2 separate regions of the Homo sapiens genome follow, and region 2 is linked to region 1. Evidence: chromatin loops called from intact Hi-C (ENCODE). Cell type or tissue: Caco-2. All regions are shown on one strand. Each heading gives the region's core, and the rest is flanking DNA. Links, peaks and the distances in the headings are about the cores only.

Region 1 (2,926 bases), core at 121-2,620:
AATTTCTCATCCTGTGGTACAAGGTCCCCACTTACTTATCTATTAGCATCTCTCACATACGTTTTCTCATACATCTTACACTACAATCAAATTAAACTTTCCAGCTGTTTGTCAAACACAGTAGAATCTTCCAAACATCAATTCAACAAACATCTACTGAGGTCTGTTGCACAACCCACACTCCTTAAGGCTCTGGGAGTACAAAGAAAGTAGCATAAGAAGGTCTTGAGTTTCTATTATTTTATTACCTGATATTATAAATACAAGTTGTTTACAGGTGTCAGGCATATGCATAGTATCCTGCAAAAAGAAGCAATTGCAATTGCAAACGTATGTAACTCAGATGAAATCGCTTTTACAGCAGTGTATTTTTCCTTCAGCCTTGAACTTCCTTTCATAGCTTGAACTCTTACCAAGTGTCATTAAAAATTATCAATACTTTACTAATCTAAATTTACTTAGGTGAATTTTTCACCTAACACCAGCTGTAGGAATATAATATGCTATTCTAGATATGAGCATACAGGCTCTCCTTTGGAAGAAATATGAATTATTCTACCATTTGCCTTTGTCGTCTCCTTCAACGCTTTTTGTGAATCACTTCTGAAATTTAAGAAATCTAGTTGTACAAGCTTAAAACCAAGGTTTTCTTCTTTGCCAGGACTTGGGGTTCATCACTATGGCATTCGCTTAAGCACTTTTCTTAGAGTGAGACAAGATGAAGGAAGGATTCCAAAATCCAGTGTAAAATGAAAACATTTGGGAAAATATAGACACAGGAGAAACTCCAAAGATTAGTGGGTACAATTTCCTCATTTTATAAATGGGAAAATTTAGGGACACGCTTTATGTGCCTTACATAAGGCTGGTAAAATGGTTGGTGATAATTAGGTCCTCTGTTTCAAACTTTCCACTACACCATTCTATTTTCAGAATGCTAATTTTAATTATGGCTAAAGGAACGGAAAGTTATTGCTTTGTAAGAGGTGTTTCCTTGGTATCCTCAAACTTAATATGCATTAGAATTATCTAAGGGGCTTGTTAAAATGCAAATTTTTGGACAAACCTACAGAGCTTCTGATTCAGTAGGTTTGGGATAAATTCCAGGAAGGAGCTTTTTTAGTAGTTCTGGTGCAAATTATCCAGAGACCACCATGTGGCAGAGACTGCAAACATTAAGAATAAACTTGAAAATGAAGGCAATTTTTTCACAGATCTGTCATCTCATTTCATAAAAATAATCATCCCAATGAAACTTTAAGCATAAATGCAAAATCTGGGGCACTACCCCTCTGAAAATATGCTGAATAATTTAATATTATGTTATATACACATATTTAACCTGATATCCATCACTGTTTAAAACTTACAATTTTGTGAATCACAGAAATGTGCACATTTGTATATGTGAGTTTTAAAAAGCATCACAGTGTTTTGTACACAGGCTTAAACATAGGTTGCTTCAGAGGCAATATTCTAAATATCTCAGTAATTCAGAAATTTACCCCAGATGTTATTGAGTAATTTTTGAAAATTACTACAGTTCTACAAATTATCAGTTTGTATCTAAAAACGTATTTGGTCTTTAGTTTAAAATGAGTATACTTTTTTCTTATTGCAAATGTCCAGCAGATGGCACTAAAGCATTTTATTTTTGCATTCAATTCTGTCACAGTTATTTAAATTACTTTTCTTTACAACATCTTATGTGTTAAAAAAAAATTAGTACAATCAGCAGGAGATTTGACTTATTAGGAAAATGTGTTTTCAGAGGTGGCTGAAAAAGAACAAAAGAAAAATTTATAAAATGTTGCAATTTCTGCTCTTTTGCAGATGACTATCATTCTACATACCCTTTTAAAAAATTATATATTAAGGGTTTTTGTATATTTTTCTATTGTTGGTAGTTTTTATGGTCCCCCATTTAGCATTGTTAAAAATGAAGTTCATCCAATCAGCATCCCACAGTGTTCTGAAAGCACTGAGAGATGACACTTACAAAAAATAAGAGCATAACCGATGATTAGCTATTAGTGTTTTATAGTCTATTGCTTCAGTCAAGCATTTATTTTTAATTCCATTTTCAATTTACCATAGGAGGCCACTCCCGAGTAAGCATTAAATGAAGACATCTGAGGACATGGAGGCCCACTAGCATAGATTTGTTTTCTGCTGCACTCCATCTCCCAATAAATACCTTCACTGTGTTCCTGAATGCTGTGAGGTGCTACATGTGTAGAAGGCTCATGTGTTGGGTCCTAGAAATACTGTTTCTAGATTATGGAACAATATTACTGCTTTCTAATATTGGAGATATATCAGAGGTCTGAAACTGAAAACCTCGTTCAAGAAAGGGTAATTTTAATATTTTGACAAACAAGTTATCTCATTCACAGTACAATTCAAGAGAAGAAAATCAAGTAAAATTATGAGAAATCATAAAGTAGGATATGAATTAGGAATGTAATTTTTAAAAGGAATGAAGTAAGTTTTAAGAAAATAATCTTAATAGGTAATATTGGGATCATCTATATAACAGATATGTAATCAACTGATATTAAATAGGTCTAATCATACTCCATGCAAACTTTTCCAGAATGTGTCACGTGATCATGCCAACCTAACTAATGCATAAAGAGCAAACTCCATGTGTTGGCAATTTAGAAGACAGTGGTGTCTACACATATGAGCAAGCCAAAGTGTTAAGTAACCAATTCATGCTTGCATCTTCTGGAATGCACAACACACTGTAAACATTGCCTTTGCTCTGTTGTTGACTATCTTCACCAAATTGCTTTGTTATGTTACTATAAAGAGGGAAAAAAACCAACCCAACTACATTATACAACTGGACACTTTTTGGAAGGAATTAAATATAATAGTTCAGGCATAAGTGTGAGTCTGGCCTGGTCAGGATCAAATCTAG
Region 2 (2,926 bases), core at 206-2,705, 230 kb after region 1:
ATCCCTGTGGGAATAGCGGTTTTACCAGATTGCCCTGGCTTCTCACTGTGTCCTCAGTTAGTGGAGACAGAGGGAGCTCTGCTGTCTCTTCCTCTTCTTATAAGGACGCTAACCCCATCCTGGAGCCCCACCTCATAACCTCATCCAAACCCAATTACTCCCAAAGGCCCCACCTCCAAACACCACCACATTGGGGTTAGGACTTCAACAAAAGAATTCTGGGGAGACAAAAACATTCAGTGCATTACAGAATTAAAACCCAAAGTATAAAATAAAATAGCCATGATTTCATATTGATAAAATAAATGATTGAATAAATAAATAAATGGGGGAGTAAAACAAACATCCTATGCAGAAGAATTCCAAATAATTTATGTGGGTACTTCACCCTCAAGAAGGGAGCATAGGCCGGGCGCGGTGGCTCATGCCTGTAATCCCAGCACTTTGGGAGGCCGGGGCAGATGGATCACGAGGTCAAGAGATCGAGACCATTCTGGCTAACACGGTGAAACCCTGTCTCTACTAAAAAATACAAAAAAAAAAAAAAAAAAAAATTAGCAGGGTGTGGTGATGGGGGCCTGTAGTCCCAGCTACTCCAGAGGCTGAGGCAGGGGAATGGCGTGAGCCCGGGAGGCGGAGCTTACAGTGAGCCGAGATTGCGCCACTGCACTCCAGCCCGGGCTAGACAGCGAGACTCCATCTCAAAAAAAAAAAAAAAAAAAAAAAAAAAAAGGAAAGGAGCATAATTTCCCACTCTGTAAGTGTGGAAAACCCAATGAGTTGTTTTTGTTTGTTTGTTTGTTTGTGAGACTGAGTTTCGCTCTCGTTGCCCAAGCTGAAGTGCAATGGTGCGATCTCGGCTCACCGCAACCTCCGCCTCCCGGGTTCACGCCATTCTCCTGCCTCAGCCTCCCAAGTAGCTGGGACTACAGGTGCCCACCACCACGCCCGGCTAATTTTTTGTATTTTTAGTAGAGAGGGAGTTTCACCCTGTTAGCCAGGATGGTCTCCATCTACTGACCTCGCGATCCGCCCGCCTTGGCTTCCCAAAGTGTTGGGATTACAGGCGTGAGCCACCGCACCCGGCCAGAGCTAAGTTTCATAAATGAAAGCTTCTGAGTGAGGGAAGGATGCAGAGTGGTCCTTTAGGAAGAGGAATCTGGGGATGGCAGTGTGAAAGCAGAGCAGGGATCACTATGTGGCGAGTGCCTTCTGTTCTATATATGCAGGACATGGCAAGGATGTGAATAGGGATGGCGCAGTGGGATGGAAACTGGAGGAAGGTGGCTGAGAGGAAGAAAAAGCAAGCAGGTGTGAAGGCAAGAAAGCGGTAATAGTTTATGGCACGATCTGCTTAACTAACATTAACTTAACGAATATTGCTTAACTAATATTAAATGCTTAACTAATATTGATTCTCTTTCTTTTTCCATGCTAACTGAACATTCCGATTCTGTTGAGGGTCACAGTGATTTCAGTCAAAAATACTTTTCATATTCCCTTGCCTGTAGGAGTGCCATGTGGTCCAGTTTATCCAATGAGATGTAAGCAGAAATCTAATGGGAAATGGTTATTTTCCTGATTAAAAGACGACAGTCTCTGCTAGCATCTCCCTTTTGTCTTTTCCCCCCACCCACTTCCTTTAACATCGGAAACGGACATAGACATGATGTCTAGAGTTGTAGCAATCATCTTGTAAACAAGGGGATGAATGCCACCTACAGGGAAAGGTAGAAACAGACAGAATCTTCATAACATTGTACAGCTATCTCTGAACTTCATTTTACATGACAGGAAAATAAAATATTTAGTTAAACCAGTGTGGTTGGATTTCTTCTACAATCCTAATTGAAACAGAGTAAAAGGTCACTCTAAGAGTTTAAGCCCTAACAAATTAGGAAATAATGCCTTGTTAATTCTCAATCCAGGGTAATCGGATAAGAACCAGAAGAGGGCTCTACTCCAGCAAGGGAAATCTTCCTAAAATAGGGGCATTGCCGCTTGGAATTGGAGCCAGGGCACCGTGAGTCATTAGACATGTTCTCATTCAGGTTGTATAAGCGCCTAAATGTGCTTTGCATTCTGACAGGTCAGGTCTATCACTCTCCCTACTATAGTAGCCACCATTGCTCAAGCCACTTCAAAATTAAGTAAATTGTCACTAGTCCTTTTCCATGCAGTGGTGGTAAGAAAGAAAGCAACTCCTCATTAGGTAGCCAAATCCTCCGTGTACCCATGTGGAAGGCACTGGTCTCCATGCCTGGCTGCTTTATCACCTGGGCTCCTCTGCCTGCCACATAGATCTGACAGAATGGTCTATGGGGATAATGGTCTAATTAATAATCTATGAGGCCTAATGGTCTAAGGGGATACATGATGGTTTATACAGATCTAATTCATTTCAAATTCTCTTACACCTGAGTTTCCGAGCCCGGAAATAATCATCATCCCTTAATTCCCTAATTGAAGCCTAGCAATCTGTCAACATTTCTGTGAGGACAAGGGGTATGTCCTGACAACAGCCACCAAGCTATCTCTTATACCCTCCCACAAATTGCAGTAAATACATTAAATGAGATTTTGACTAGTTTGCAGTTTTACTTCAACCTGTTGGGACTACAGAACTGGAGAAGCAAGACACAAAGCACAGCTAATTAATTAACTCGATAAATATTTGTTGAATGCCTGCAATTTGCCTAGCACTGTTGTAAGAGCTGGTGACACAGAAGTAAACAAAATATGCAAAAATCATGCCCTCATGAAATATATAGAGATGAGACAGAAAATAAATAAAATATATATTGTGTCGGAGATTGTGTTTCTGAGAAAGATACAATACGATGAAGAGTAAAGAGAACGAATGCTGAAAAAGGAACAGTCAATAGTTAAATAAAGTGGTTGTTGGATAATAAGGCCTCCTGAGAAG

Evidence for each region. Hi-C counts contacts between places; a loop is a spot of excess contacts. Peaks named below come from ENCODE experiments on the same cell type or tissue, not always from the same donor. Only the 100,000 strongest peaks of a DNase experiment are listed, where the experiment ranks them.
Region 2: a loop joins it to region 1, with 23 times the contacts of the local background. A loop is called at or near these places in 5 of 110 quality-filtered maps.

The regions. Positions count from the first base shown.
Region 1 is chr6:72,083,865-72,086,790 of GRCh38, reverse strand. All of the region lies in intron 2 of RIMS1 (regulating synaptic membrane exocytosis 1), which reads right to left. Among named protein-coding and RNA genes, the nearest start is that of RIMS1, 200 kb to the right of the region's middle. In Caco-2, for the core only: a CTCF peak has its summit at 1,649 (motif pointing right); no DNase peak of the experiment used is centred there.
Region 2 is chr6:71,854,369-71,857,294 of GRCh38, reverse strand. No RefSeq gene overlaps it. Among named protein-coding and RNA genes, the nearest start is that of RIMS1, 31 kb to the left of the region's middle. In Caco-2, for the core only: a CTCF peak has its summit at 1,747 (motif pointing left); no DNase peak of the experiment used is centred there.